Regions from separate parts of the Mus musculus genome. Here region 2 is linked to region 1. Evidence: chromatin loops called from intact Hi-C (ENCODE). Cell type or tissue: heart. All regions are shown on one strand.

Region 1 (8,000 bases):
CCCCCCCCCCGTCCTCTCTCAGATAACTCTAGCTTGTATCAGGTTGGCATAGCCGGACATAACAGGACAACTGACCCCTTGCCAACCTAACACACAAACATGTCACTTTACTTTTCCTTTCTTGTACATCCCCAAGATCACATATTAACCTCAACATCACAATAGAAAACATTTTACAAACTTTAAAAATCCATCATTTTTACAAGTCAAACACGTTAAAATTCAGTTTAAGTTTTTTTTTAAACCTAAAATCTCTTTTTACATTTCAATCTGTTAAGTGTGGGCTCCTATAAAACTAAATATAAGTTAAGTACTTTCTTACCTCATGAGGGAAGAACCAGGGCACAGTTGTAATTGAACATAGCAAAAGCAAATTCCAAAGGTCTAAGTAGCACAATGTCCAGTTATCTGGGATTCCCTCATGCTCTTCCAGGCTCCTCTAAGGAGCTAGGGCCACTTCTCCAGCACCACCCTCTGAAGCACACAGACAGTTTTTGTTGTTGTTGTTGTTGTTGTTGTTTTTAATGTTCCTGTTGGCTCCACTCCACTGCTGCTTCTGTTTTGAGTGGTCACCCCATGGTATGCTTTGTTATACAACCCACGACCACTAGACGAGGGGTGGCACCACCCACAATGGACTGGGCCATTCCCTATCAATCACTAAATAAAATGCCCTACATTTTATAAAGTATCTTATGAAGACATATTCTCAATTGAGGTTCCCACCTTTCAGATGACTCCAGCTGTGTCAAGTTGACATAAAACTAGCTGGCACAACGTCTAAATGTCTGATCAGGTTTGTTTACTCTACCAGTTCAAGAATTAGCAGGGAAGAATAAATTCAAGCTTGCCTACTGCCTGATTTTATAAAAACATATTCTCAATTGAGTTTCCCTCCTCAGATGACTGTACATGGTGTCAAGGTGACATAAAACTATCCAGCATACATTAGAAACAAACCAAGGTAGACCTGGTAGCACAGGTGTGTAACACTGACTTCTTGGAGGGCTAAGCAAGAGGATCACTGGTGCAGTACTTGAGTGAGCTACAGAAGAGTTCAGAGCCAGCACAGAGTACTTACTGAGACTCAGTATCAAAATAAAAAAATACAAATAAGAGCTGAGGCTATAGCTTAATGGTAGAGTACCTACCATAGGTTCAATCTCTAATGCCCCCCAAGAAATAAAACAAACAAAAAATTTAATCACGAGAATTTCTGTCTCAACTAAGTGGTTGTAAAATAATATGGGAGAAATAAACAGAGGTTTAAGGAATGAGGTAATATGCTAGGAGACTAGTACTAAATATAATTTGCTACAATAAAATACTGAAACTTTATAGTGTCCAATCTTATTTAGGCAACAGCCAAGAATAGTTCAAATGGGTGTCAGTTTTTTTTTTCCATGATGATACAATGTAAACCATTATTGAGTTGTGCGTTTGTTTCATGCTTTACTGTTTATTTTGTTTTTAAAGAGCTACAGGCCTCCTTTGGAAACATGAAGAAAAGCTCCAAGTTGTCTAATGTAGTCAGTCACACTTATGAAATCCATTCAGAGCCAGGAACCCTTCATTTGAAAATAAGGAGGGGAAGGAGGCTCTCCAACCTGCTCTTCAGTATCAATACATTGAGCAAGAACTTGAGAAAAGAGCTTAAAGATAACATCTGCTAAGACACACTATAGACTAGTACTGTCCAATAAAAATACAAGCCATACTCGTGATTTTAGTATCCACAGGTGATTTTAGGTGAAGTGGTCAGAATATTAACATTGTAACATTTATTCTATGTAACATTAATTAAGCAGGGCAGTGGCACACGCCTTTAATCCCAGCACTTGGGAGGCAGAGGCAGGCGGATTTCTGAGTTCAAGGCCAGCCTGGTCTACAGAGTGAGTTCCAGGACAGCCAGGGCCACACAGAGAAACCCTGTCTCGAAAAAGAAAAAGGAAATTCACGTTTTCTCAAACTATAGTGTGCACTGTACATTTATGACACATTTAGGGTGACCAACTGCCTTGAGCTGCCTAGAATTGACAGCCTTTCTGGGCACACATGCACTCTAGTGTTAAAACTCATATTAGAGCATGCACACTTCAAGTGCTCTATACGCACAATCACTGTGCAGTCCAGGGAAGCATGGGGCAAACCAGTCTGCACAGATGGACCTTCAAGACACACCTAAGAGACATGGGAAATCACAGGGGAAGAGTCAGACGCAGGTGAAATCTACCACCCAAGTCAACGAACCAGAGCCGGGACACAGGGCTATCCAGTGACATCCCCCGGGCCTAAGATAAAAATGCCAGGAAGGAGCAAAGGTGAGCCTAGAGGCTGGGAAGACTGTAGTGGGAGACCCCAAGGAAAATGCTAACAGGAATGGCCCTTCATGAAGGGGAGGCCGTCGGGGAATAGAGAAAATAGGTAACAACATGTAAAACAAAGCACCCAAAAGTTAACTGCGTAGTTTAGGCATGAGCAGGAAAAAGAAAGAAAGAAAGAGAGAGAGAGAGAGAGAGAGAGAGAGAGAGAGAGAGAGAGATAGATAGATAGATAGATAGATCTAGATTTATAATGTTTCAGCTGGAGAACATGACCGGAGGTTGACTGAAAGAAAGGGGACAGGGTGAAAGGTGGTATGGGGGAGGGGCCCGGGCGCTGGGCGGTGAAGAAGGCTATGTAGGACACGAATTCACATCAGATAAGCACCAGCAACAGGCAGCAAATGAACTGCACAGAGTTTCCACCCGTGTCAGGCATTGCTCCGTGACTGATCCGGCTCACTAACGGTCACTGGCGAAAAGCGTCCCTCCCACTTTTCACGCTGGGGAGACTTGAGCCACAACTCCGCTCACAGGCCGCCGGGGCGCGAGTCCCGGAGGGCCTCCCTCCGAGTGCCCGGCGGGCCTACCTGTGCAATGGTGGCAGGTCCTGCGTGTCGCTGGCCGGGTCGGGTGTGTTGGGGATGACTCCTAGAATGGTGCTCTGCAACGACGTGCCCTTGAGCAAGCGGCTCCGCACCAGCTGCAAGTTGCGGGCCGTGTCCACACTTGTGCGCATAGTGGAGCCAGGCAGCAACACACTCTCGTGGGTCAACAGCAGCGGAAGGCGGCTGGGGATCTGGATGGGGCTCACGGAGGACATGGCCACTGGTCGTCAACACCAGAGGTGTCAGGAGGACTCCCAAGTACGAACTCTACACTTCCTTCGCCGAACGCACCGCAGCCGTCACTCGACGGCCCGCCCCCAGGCCTGAGTGCCGCCGCTTCCGGCACCGCCCCTTCCCCAGGCTCCGGTCCCCAGGCCTGCCGCCGCTTCCGGCCCCGCCCCTTCTCCAGGCTCCCAGACTTCTGCCCGGACGCTTCGGACTCGCCCCCGGGCCATGTGCTGCTGTTTCCGGGCCCGCCCACAACCCTTCCGGAGGCCGCAGCGGCTAAGCCTTCCGGTCTGTCACTCTCCCCCCCCCCCCCCCCCCAAAGCTAAAGCGTAGCGGCTTCTGGCTCCGCCCCTAGACCCAAACCCCTCAATTTCTGGCTGCATCCCCAGGCTGGTCCCTACATTAAACACCTCCGCTCCCCGCTAGCCCAGAGATACCCAATTTCTGTCGCTTCGCTCAGCCCTTCTCTCTGAACCAGTGATGCCAGACGACAAGCAAACCTGGTGCACAGACAGCATGAACAGTGCCTGCATTTAAATTCGGAAGGAATGTTGAGAAGGACGGTGTGCACTAGACATTTTTAAACCTTTTTATTGAATAGATTTTATATTTTAACAAGTATCCTATACCTCTCACTCGGTTTTCCCTATTATGTTGCATAACCATGGTTCACATAACCCAGGAAATTAGTATTACCATTACCTAATCCATAGACCTTCTCCCAAGCTGGTGGGTTTTACTATCGTCCTTAATTTTTCACTTTGTTTATCTCCTGGATCTCTTAAGTCTGTGATATTGCTTCCATCTTTGCTTTATTTTATTAGTATTTTAAACAGATACTTTTAAAAAAGGGGCATTCAATTATTTGTAGAAGGTCACAATTTGGATGATAGATTCTAGGTTGTGGTCTGAGTCACTGAGGTCTAGAGGGAGGGTGAACTGGTAGGTGATGATCTTGGTTGTGACACACTCATCAAGTATGCATTGTGTAGATATCTTGAGATAGACTTTGGGAGTAATATAAAGAAAAAATATATACAATAACTTACCTTTTTATTAAGAGTCTTATCTGGAGAGTAGAGGACTTATACTCTGAGATTCCTGGTGTCTTTTTAAAAATGGTACTTGGGATTGGACCAAGGGCTCTGAACATGGTAGGTATTTTATGAGGAAACTATGACCATCTTAAAAACCTTGGGGCATATTTTTTAAAAAAACTTTATTTATTTTTATCATGCATACATATCCTAAAAGCAACAAGTGTTTTGTGTGCATACTAATGTCTGGACTTATTTTTGTTTAATAAATTAATTTTTTGATTTTATTATTTTCTTGGTCTCCTAGGACAGGGTCTTAACTGAGTCACACATATGGCCAAAGAAAAAGAGTCATTCCAGGATGATATATGGCCTTGCAGGCAGCCAAGAGGTCTAGCCTCTTGTAGACTGAACCCCAAACAGCTGTGCAGAACCATGTAATTGTCACACAAAAGTTGTTTTTAGAGTAAAACAGGAACTTCATACCAAAACCCAGGTCTAATCTGTGTGTTTCTTGAAGGAGCACCAAAACCTTGCAACTTCAATTCTTACTGTCTACTGTTTGCTGTACCCGACTATGCAAGCTGTTTCATGTTTGTCAGGGCCTTCTTGTGACTAAACTCACTGTTTTCTACAGTGATTTTTTTTTTTGGTAAGGTCTAAGTAATTCCAGAAAATAATTACTTCATTCTGATGTTTACCCTAGATACAATGACTCTACTAATTGTCCCACTCTAGGGCTTGCTATGCAAGATTGATTTCCAACTTGAAATCTTCCTATCTCAGCCAGGAGTGCTGACGTTAGAGATATGTTCCATCGTGTCTACCTTAGACTTAGTTTGACAAATACAAATTCATATTGCACTGTAAAGGTAGGGTGTGGTACAGTGTAGTGGTTTGAATGAAAAAAAAATGTCCCCCTTAGTCTCAGCTGTTTAAATACTTAGTCCCCCAGTGGATGGCACTGTTTAGGGGGGCCTTGGAGGAAGTGTGTCACTGGAAACAGTCTCTGAGACTTTAAAGATCAGAGACATCCCCAGGTCAGTCTCTTTGCCTGTATTTCTGGTTCAGGATGTGAGCTCTCAGCTTCCTTTTCTGCCACTAGGCTTTGATCTACCATCATGGGCTCAAACGTTCTGGAAACTAAAACCTAAATAAACTCCCTATTCTATACGTTGCTTTGGTTAAGGGGCCCACATTTAAGTTGCTTGCTTGTCCACATGTTTCTATGATGGTGTGCATCAGCCCATTCAAGAGAACATCGGGAATGCACATGTGATGTCTTCAGTAATTGTGTGGTTTTCTTGGCCCTTTTAAAAACCGGATTTGCATGAACGTATTTCATTTATCTAATATGTGTTACTAGATATATAACATAATATATGTTAGACACTTACTTTATACTGAGTAAAAAGGTATACTTTATACCTGAGTAGGGTGCAAGGATCCATCAGTCAACAGTATAGATAAGGCTCAGGGTTTGTTTCAGAGTGCTTACATGCTATAAAAGTAGACAAAAATCAAGCCAACAAATAAAAAATGACAATTCCAGAGAAGAGTAAGTAAAAGAAATATAAAGCTGGGCAGTGGTGGTGCACTCCTTTAATCTCAGCACTTGGGAGGCAGAGGCAGGCGGATTTCTGAGTTCGAGGCCAGCCTGGTCTACAAAGTGAGTTCCAGGACAGCCAGGGCTACACAGAGAAACCCTGTCTCAGAAAAAAAAAAGTAAAAGGAATATAATATAAAAATATGCAATGATAAGAATGGGGCCAACATGGGATGGGGGGACCTTTAAAGGTTTCTCTGAGCAGGGAGGTTGTTTTTTTTAACTCTAAAGGCTGAGAGTGAATTAGCTCTGTAAGGGACTAGAAAAAAACCTTTCCAGTCAGAGGCTAGGACTAATGTAAAGATTAAGGAGTATTGGGAAGATTAAGGTGTGTGTGTGGGGGGGGGGGGGTTTCCAGTTCCTAGAAAAGAGGAGAAGCCAGAAAGACTGATAACAAGGATTCAACAGGCAACAAGGTGGACAAGACACTGTTTTTAGCAACTTCTGGAACTTACTGAAAGACAGCTCTGAAGAACAAGGAAGGCTGATGGTGTGGTGGGCCCAGGAGGACAAAAGGAACAAAATCCAATCCTAAACTGCTCGTGCCTTTAACCATTTAAGTTAGCAAACACAGTCATAGGTGCCATCATGACATTTCCATTCAGATATGTCAGGATATTTTATAACATTCTTGTGTGTGTGTGTGTGTGTGTGTGTGTGTGTGTGTGTGTGTGTGTGTGTGTGTGTTGCTGTTGTTTTTAGATAAGATTTCACTGGAATACATTCCCTCACTGAGATTCTAGGCATGTACTATCATTTGTGGCTCTTGTTGCAGGCGGCATGAATAAATCAGGCCGTTATATTATGTTACAGCTGAAAAACAAAACCTCTGGCTTTACTTGACTCTAATTGTTCTTCTTTGTGATCTGTTACTTGTTGATTAATGCAAGGAAGAGAGAACTTCAAGCTTACCTTTCTAAGACCTTTATTGGTTCAGTGATGTAATTAGCTTTTTACCTAGTGAGCAAAGGCTCAGGTTCAGAGCAGCGAGGGTCCTAGTCGTTTCCATGTGATGATTGTGTCCATCTAGCCACTGCCTTCATTGTCTTTGGAGATCTAGGGTTAGGTTTTCAGGCATGCTTTTTGGCTCACTCACTTGGTTATTGCTGGGCCTCACCTCGCCCACCTCTGCTGGCAACTTACCTCCTCCAAGACATTTCCATGATTCCCAGGTGTTCACAACCTGGATAATCCATTAGGCTCACCTATACCTTTAACTTATTTTATTCTTTTCTTTGCTGTTGTTTGAGACAGGGTCTCCTGTAATCCAGGCTGGTTTAAACTTGCTGAATAGGTGTAGGCTGGGATGGTCTTGAACGCCCACTAATCCTGCCTCCATGTCCCAGTTGCTGGCATGGACACCATGGCTAGTGACTTACTTCCATCTACACCACAGGAAAGCTAACTGCCACCCAGGCACAGCAGTATCAGTGCATAGAGCACTTAGGAGCAAATTTGTGAAAGATGTCTGGATAGAAGGGGGGAAAATCACCATTATGAAAGTGATTTTTAACTTAAAAATCACTGTGTGTGTTTGTGTGTGTGTGAGTGTGAGAGAGAGAGAGAGAGAGAGAGAGAGAGAGAGAGAGAGAGAGAGAGAGAGAGAGGAGAGAGAGAGAGAGAGAGATGCTACAAAAGTACCCACCACGCTCATGCAGAGATCAGAAAGAGGCTTTTAGGAGTCAGTTCTTGCCTTCCACTTAGTTCAGGGTCTCTCTCGTCTCTCTCACGGAGGTGCACACTGCTATTGAGCCTGCGAGCTTCTGGGTGATTCTCCTGTCTCTGCTTCCCATCGTCAAGTAAGAGTGCTGGGGTTGCAGACCCACACTACTGCGTCTGACTGCATGCCCGGGCCATCAGGATGACACAGCACGTGCTTTCCTTTGCTTTCCTTGGCTAAGCCATCTTAGCAGCTTGCTGGAGCCTGCTCACAATGGCTCATGGGAACTGCTCACCAAAGCATGAGGAATTTGACACTTTAGTTTTATAGTACAAATATTACTTTTAAATAAATTATATTAAACTTAGAGTTAAGCAAATTATAACAAAACAAAGGTGCCTTAGTTAGGGTTTCTATTGTAATAAACACCAGGACAAAAATCAACTTGAGTTTTGGGTTCACTTGGCTTACATATCATTGGTCACAGTTCATTGACAGAAGCCAATAGAACTCAAGCAAAAGCCATGGGGGAACTCTACT
Region 2 (8,000 bases), 95 kb before region 1:
TTAAGTCTTGGTATTTTCATTGTTGCTTTCTGGAGAGGCTTCAGCAGGACCCAGCAGTATGAAGGGTTTTGTTTACCCTCTGGCTTTGCTAGTTTTAGCAAGTGAAGGCATATTTTAGGTGTATTTACCAGCAGGTAAGGTTGACATGTTAACATTTATTAGCTATTAAATTTAAATTTAAGTCTTCCTATTCTTGACCCCTACAGAAGAGGAACATAGCAACATTATTTGTTCCTTTGAGATTTGGCATATAACAGTTAACTCTTAAGAGTGGGTAGTTTCTGTTGGCACCCTTGACTCTGGGTGTCTGAGGAATTCTATGGTAGGTATACGGGCTCCCTCTTGACTTGGTTCTTTTGCTTTTAATCCTGTGTGTGTTGCTCAGGAGCCAGCTAGGGTTTCCCACGCTGCAGCCTCAGCTCTTAATCTTGAATTTGTCATGTTGAATTGAGTCCTGGGCCACTTTAGTGTGTATCAGTGGCCATGGCTGTTTCCTTTTGCTTTAATTTTTAAAAACTGTTGTCTATAACTGTGTATATAAAGGCTCACATTTATGAAGTATACACTTAGATGAGTTTAGTTCAGAAAAAGTGACAGTCATTCCTCATTTCCTGTCCTCAAAGAATTCTAGAGCTCTTTAAACTCAGCAACATCTGCAATGATAAATAAATAAAATGTAGAATTTTTACTCAGATTCCTGAGAGGAAATTCTGGTAAGTAATCCAGATTTAAGATCAAAAAGTGGGCTGGAGAGAGAATTCTGGCTGAGAGCACTGGCTGCTCTTCAAAGGACCTGGGTTCAGTTTCTAACACCCATGTGGTGCCTTATCATTTCAAAGTCCAGTTCCAGGAGATCTGATGCTTTCTGGCCTCCAGAGGGCACTAGGCATGCACATGGTACATAAATATACTTGCAGATAAAACACTTATACCCATAAAAAATGAAAGCTAATTGTTGAAAATTATAAAAAAACCAAAAACCACCCGTGCCCAGCCCAACACTGGATCAAACTAAGCACACCTGGGGTCAGTTAGTGATCTAGATGGGTAAGAGTCAGAAGGGCAGAGTGAGCAGAGGGTTTACTCCTTACAGGGCTGTCACTATTTGTATACATGATCCTAAAAACGGTAGCCCAAACCAGCACTTGGGAGACTGTAGGAGGATCATAATATACCACTGCATAGGCAGTTAAGAAGCCTGCCTGGGCTGCTCAGGAAGACCCGGCCCCAAAAGAGAAGTTATGCATAGTGTCATAGAAGCCTGTAGGACTAAGCACTGTTCCACGGTGGGTATGGGTGCAAAACACAAAGGCGTTCTCAGTGTCCTACCGGTTAAGCTAGTTCTATCATTTGCCAAAAGAGACATTTATCAGGCTGGCATCACTCAGACAGTATTTAGATTTTATACTGAACATTATAGTATATCAAGTGAATTTTTATTGTCATTGACCTTTTCCCCCTAAAATTAAAATTCTTTTTTTTTAAACCAAGCCACAGTCTTGGTAGTGCAGCCTTGCAGCACTGGCTGGCTTGGAACTTGATAAGTAAGAACTTGGACTCACAGAGATTGGTAGGGATTAGAACCGTGACCAACTCATCTGTTTTGTCTTTTGTTGTGTTTGTTTTGTTTTTTAATAAAGAATAATTTTCATCGTAAGGCACAGTACATTTTACTACAGCAAAGAAATGAGCGTTACTGTTGGACCTTGATCATCAAATTGGAGACTGACTCTGCTTTTCTTGTCTAAGGAGCTTCTAGGTGCTCTCATGGGAAAGGGCTCACACAGTAGTTTCTCCTTTGGTTAAAATAATGTGATTTTGAACATGTTATTTCAATAAACAAAACAAGTCAATAATCCCAGCTGAATTTTACATTGGAAGAATTGTCAAAATTAACACTTGCATGACTTACTAGTAGAGTTTATTTCATGGAAGTGTCTTATAGGAGGAGATACTAAATGCTTTTGCCCTCACTCAGCCTGACTTGAGTTGGTTTTGGTGGAGGACATGTTGTGTCTGGACATGAAGCATCCTCCACAATGTCTGGTGTCAGAGTCTCGGCCTCCAATGGTAGTACTGAAAAGTGGATGACTGACGAACGTCACTGATTCCGAGTCTTCATCAGTGGATGTGTGTTGGGGGAGGGAGGGCTAGTTGGAGGAAGTTACATTGCTGGGGGATGCATTTTGGAAGGCCGTGTCTTGTCTGCATCTTCCTCACTGGCTCTTCTGCCTTTGCTGCTGTGAGGAGGTGAACAGCTTTACTCTGGCATGCCCTCCCTTTCCACTAGTATTCTGCTTCAGCCCAAGCCCACGGCCACAGTGCAGCTTTGTATGGGAACCTGAAACTACAAGCCCAAAGAAGTCTTTTTTCTCAGGTATTCTGTCACAGCCATGAAAAGTATTGGAAATTAATGGTAGACATCACTAACCACTGTGCCTAGATGAGAATCAGAACGTACTGTAGCTCAAGTGGCTACTCTGTTGGGAGTTGGCACTGCAAATGAGATTCTTTGTGTCCCCAGGTATGAAGAGGATGTTGTGGTATGACCAGGAAACAGAGTGGTTTTGTGTTTTAGAGATTGAAGTTGTGACCTCCCCAGTGTTAAGCAAGTATTCTACTGAGCTATACTTCTAGTCTAGAATGCAAATTTTAGTTGCTCTCAGGGAAGAGGAAAGAAAAATCATATTTTAGTACACACACTAGCCTGTTTTTTAGATTCATGTACATTTTATATCATTCATAATTTATCATAATCTAGTATATCCATAACTTTATCTCTAGACACTGATTTACTAATTGGTATTAAATATTTTAAGAACAAATAAAAAGGCATTTACCCCTAAATTTTGCATATAACGTATTATGTGACTCAGGAATTCAGAGTCTTTGTAGTTTGTAGAAAAGTCTAGAGGAATAATAAATGGGCAGAACCAATTGAAACTAACCTATAAAGTTGATAACCAAGGTACACAGCTTCCCTCAGCTTTGATACCTGAAAATTTCTGTGCATGTGAGAATGCCAGCTGTGCATGTGAGAATGTAGCTGGGGTTGAGGTGTAGTGTAGTTCAGTGTTTGGGGCATATTCAAGGCCCTATATTTAATCCCAAGTACCATCCTACACAAACACACACACCCCTCAGAAAGCTGGACAGAATTATTGTATATCATTTGCTTGGGGTTTGATCTGCAGGCAGAAGTCCCAGATTAATCAATCAGTTGGTAAGTTGAATGGTGAGGTCCATGTGCTCCTGCTTCCAAGATGGCGCCTCAGTGCTAGCCTCCTGGTGGAGGAGTACACAGGCAGAGTAGCTAGCTAGTTTTCTTGGACCCTTTCCTATTGAGTGTGGAATACTTGTTAGGCCATTCTGATCACAGCACCACCAGAGAAGTTCTACTGGGCACACATCCCAAAATAATTAGAAAAGCAGGGATTTGTATATTCCTGTTTATAACCAACAGTCACAAAACAAAAGATGAATGGATAAAATTTGCCATATGTATATAGTGGATTGTTCAACCATAAAAGGCAAATTTGATACATGGTATTGGGATAAACCTGACACTTGGTGAGATGTTAGACATGAGAAAACATGCTGTCACTCTCTACAGCACTTAGGAGAGTGAAGAGTGGTTGCCAGGTCTGGAATCGAGGGAATGAGTTTAGTTTTTTTGATTGTGCTGAAAAAGTCATGGACAGTGGGAATAATGAATGTCACAGATGTCCCTGAATTAGATACTTGTAAGTGGTAAATCTTTGGACATTTTCTCCATTCAAAAACTCCTTCCTAATAAACCAAAAACAGTGTTAGAAAAACAAAAATCTTACTGGCAAACCTCAAATGGGCACCTTTAGAAACAAAAGATGGGCTGGAGAGATGGCTCACCAAATGAGTGCTTGCTGAAGATCCAAATTCAGTTCCCAGTTCCCAAACCAGGCAGCTCAGAAGCACTCGCAACTCCAGCTCCAGGGGATGCCTCCCGCAGGGGATGCACACACACAAAGATGACCACACAGAAGAAAAGCAAGACACAAAGACTGACTTAAGCCAGCACAGAAGATGCCCTGTGACGTTTCCTAAGTATTTAGAAGGCCAGTGCTGAGGTCTAGGACCCCAAAAACCCCAAGCCTTAACAGATGTTTTTTGTTGCCACCTCAGGCAGGGAGGAGGCAGAGCTGGGTGTGGAGACTTCCTGGCTGGAGGCTGTCAATTGTTTCTTCACTCCCTGTGTAAGATTTCACTCCCCTGAATCGGCAGCATTACTGAGGCTGATACCTCACTAAGGGTTGTGAATGTCTTTCCAGTGCCCCAAGTAGTCTTGGATCTGACATTTCCTCCAGAGGTTTTATTAGCAGGCCTGACAGGAGTTCAGGTAACTTGCAGACCCCATTCTCATCCAAGAAGTATCAAAAAATATTTTTATATTATCTCTTAGGTTTTGTAATGTAAGGTTCTGACTCTAGAATTAAAATTGCATTTATGTTGGATTCTTGTCGAATCAGCAATATCAGCAATACTACTAAACTTTTTTTTTCTTTTCTGTATAGCTCTGGCTATACTCACTTTGTAGACCAGGCTGGCCTCGAACTCAGAAATCTGCCTGCCTCTGCCTCCCGAGTGCTGGGATTAAAGGCGTGCGCCACCACGCCCGGCTTGACTACTAAACTATTATTTCACACATGAACATGTTAGAAACTGGGTTCAGAAATCTAGTAAGCATAAGGGGCTGCCTTCATCTTATGGTACCTTGGACACATCATCCTATGGTCACAGGACAGGACAGGCATGGGAAGTTGACATGCTTGGAATTTAGCATAAATAAGTAGAAGGGGGAGCAGGAAGGAGGATTCTGAGTTTAGGGGCCTTCCTAGAACATACAGCTTTTTGGGGGGGGAGGGGGCTGTACTTTGAGATTACAGGCACCCAAAGCTCTTGTGATGCTGTAATGACTGCCAGCGCATGCCCGTCCCATATAATTAATGTTCTCATTGCTGCTTCCCTTAGCCTAAGACTCATGTGCAGTCTCATCCTAGACCCCTTTAACACAAACACAAGGTTAGTTGCCTAGAGTTTTGTTTTTGCTAGTTTCCCTTCCAAGTGATTGGTTCCAGGATCAGATAAAATCTACATCTAAGTCTCCATAGCTAAGAGTGTATGCCAGCTGGTTTTTGTCTGACACAGCGTTTCCCTATGTAGTCCTGGAACTTGCTGTGTAAAGACTAGGCTGGCCTTGATCAAGAGAACCACCTGCCTCTGCTTCTCTCCTCGTTCGGGTGCCTGTGCCACGCCTAGCTCACTCAGTTATTAAACACACCAGGCACACTGGTGAGAGGGGTTCCTGGCTCTCCACTTTATACCGGAGGGAGTTGGATTCAGGTTTATAGTGGGCCTAAACATTTCTAAAAAGTTGTTCTAGGACCACAGAGTACCTCTGTCTTTCCCAGGGATACCAAACCCACTGGAGACCAGAATTCTAGGTTTAATGACTTTATTAAGCCAACATTTCTGTAATAAACAACTACTTAAACAGACTCATTGCTATCTTGATTATATCCACAGATTAGGGATATTTTGCTTGATCATTTGGTGCCTCAAACAAGCTTTGCCTCATAATTAAATTCAGCTTATGTTCGGGCCTATAGTTTGCTGTCAATGAGACCAGGTCTGGTCTTGACAGGAAAGCCACCATCAAAAGCTGCATTTAGAACTTCATCCAGGCAGCTTGCTGTAACAAAACTTAGATCCTGTCTGACGTTGCTTGGGATCTCTTCAAGGTCCTTTTCGTTCCTCTGCGGAATTATGATCTGCTTCAGTCCTGCTCGGTGTGCTGCTAGGACTTTGTCTTTAATTCCACCCACCTGCCAGGCAAAAGAAGACAACTCTCAAGGTTCATGTTCACTGCCGAGCGCATCTACCTTTTACTGAACCATCACTGACTTAGACATTCAGCCCACCTCCCACCTTGGGATAGTATGAGCTGGGAGGCCACTGAAAAGCTTAATGGTAACCTATATTAAAACCTTTTAAGGAGAGAACCTGTAACCTCGATGGCTATGGATAGTTTTAATTGTCATTTGCAGCCTTGTGTTTAGGTTGATTGTGCTTGGTTCTACTATTCCTAGCTAGAAGAAAGAAGTCTGAAGATTTTACCATAAAGAAATGACAAATGGAGGAAATATACATGCTGATTTAAATGTTATGCAATGTGTACATGCATTGAACATCATGCTATCTCAATACATACCATTTTTGTTTTTACAAAATAAAGATTTTTAAGTTAACCAAACAGAACTGCTCTTACACAGGAAGCTCAGTGTGTTCCAGGATTATTGTCTTCATTACCACAAAGCAAGGCTTTTGTGCCACCTAAAAATGAGAACACTCCAAACTAGACTCTTGTAAGGTATTTGTTTTTGTTTTGTGACACAATCATTGTAGATTGGCTCGGCCTTGAACTCCTAGAGATCTGTCTTTCTCTGTTCCCTGCCCCCAATGCTGTGATTAAAGGCACATGCCACTAGTCCTCGCCCCTCTTGTGGCTATAAATAAATAAATAAAAATAAATAAAAACAAAACCCTAAAATCTATGCCCATAATGATTCCTTCACAAAAGATGGAGTCTAAATTCTCTTTCCCAGTGTGAGCCTGGCTTTGTGACTTGTCTGTGTGGAGCATACTATGCTGGAAGTGATGCTATGTGCATTTCAAGGATAAGGTATTAAAAGAAAGCTTCTGCCTGGATTGTTATCTTGGATCACTTGCCCTACACAGCCTGGGGAAAACCCCAAGGTGCAGACGACTTGGGCCTCCTGTGCATCACGCAGCAGGTCCTCCTCTTCAGTGACCCAGGACTGAGGCCTGCATGCAGGTAGACCCTGAGCCACAAGAACGATGCCTACAGGCTCAGTACCTTCAACACTTACTCTAGCCTAATTGGCTAGACTGTATGCTGCTTTTAAGATGATACACACACACACACACACTCACACCACATATATATGTGATATGTGTATGTATGTTTAGTCATTTTTTTAACCAATTCTAAACTAAAATCTAAAATGTTCCCCTTTTTTCAGCCTTAGCAAGTATTTTTTAAAAATTCTATTATTTTTTTTCATGGTCCTTGCATGGTTGAATGAAAATATTGGAGTACAATAATTTTAGTGGTTTTCAATAGGAATTGAACTAAGTCTTACATGAAAGACTAATAACAAGCAAGTCCTCTGCTACCGAGCCATATTTCTAGATCTTTTTTACTTTGAGGCAAGGTCTCACCAGGTTGCCCACGCTGCTTCAATCTTCCTGAGTTGCTCGGATTTTGCAAGTGCCTGGCCCCTTTAGTGAGTCTATAACCTACTCTCATCCGTGTAAGGACTTTAGCAGGGAAAAGAATATTTGTTGCTGCTGCTGCTGCTGCTGCTGCACATCCTCCTCTTCCTTTTCTTGTTATGGCTCTGTCGTCAACATTTTGTCCTGTCAGACAAGTCCTGGCACAGTCACAGAGCCCTAAGTCCGGGTGCTCCCACAGCATTTGCATGCAGGTCAGGATACCCACTGGAGCCCAGGAACCTGCAGATCCAGGCAGGACTTTTGAACTTGTTTTGCTATAAATCTTGCCAATTATGGTACTCTTAAGATTCCTACAAGGTGCTAGGATGTCTCAAAGGAACTTGAAAAAGCATGGAATGAGCTTGAAAGCCAACGGTACACGCAGCACACCTCACTGCTAAGAAGAGAGAAGAGACTGCAGGCATTCTGATGAACGGCTGATTTTTCTATAACCACACTGATATTTCTTTTCCCTTAAATATTTTTAGATCATAGGGAAACTTGGGAGATGGTCAGGCGTTCTTTACTTGACCAAAAGTTTAAAATATAAGTTAGTTACAGGTATTAAAATTTTAATATTTAAAATTTTTAGCCAAAGTTTTTACAGAAAGCTACTATTCATGTAAATTTAAAATTACTAATTTAAATAAATATTACAAGTACATGAT

Evidence for each region. Hi-C counts contacts between places; a loop is a spot of excess contacts. Peaks named below come from ENCODE experiments on the same cell type or tissue, not always from the same donor. Only the 100,000 strongest peaks of a DNase experiment are listed, where the experiment ranks them.
Region 2: a loop joins it to region 1, with 2.5 times the contacts of the local background. A loop is called at or near these places in 3 of 42 quality-filtered maps.

The regions. Positions count from the first base shown.
Region 1 is chr8:86,619,328-86,627,327 of GRCm38, reverse strand. Lonp2 (lon peptidase 2, peroxisomal) reads right to left here and starts at 3,285. Exons shown (of 15, transcript NM_025827.3): 1 at 2,912-3,285. The coding sequence starts at 3,144. In heart, no CTCF peak of the experiment used is centred here; a DNase peak (open chromatin) is centred at 3,287; H3K4me3 peaks cover 2,205 bases; H3K27ac peaks cover 1,799 bases.
Region 2 is chr8:86,714,111-86,722,110 of GRCm38, reverse strand. Lonp2 (lon peptidase 2, peroxisomal) reads right to left here. Exons shown (of 15, transcript NM_025827.3): 15 at 5,475-5,861. The coding sequence ends at 5,640. It also overlaps a transcript of Siah1a not described here. Among named protein-coding and RNA genes, the nearest start is that of Gm10638, 28 kb to the left of the region's middle. In heart, a CTCF peak has its summit at 861 (motif pointing right); no DNase peak of the experiment used is centred here.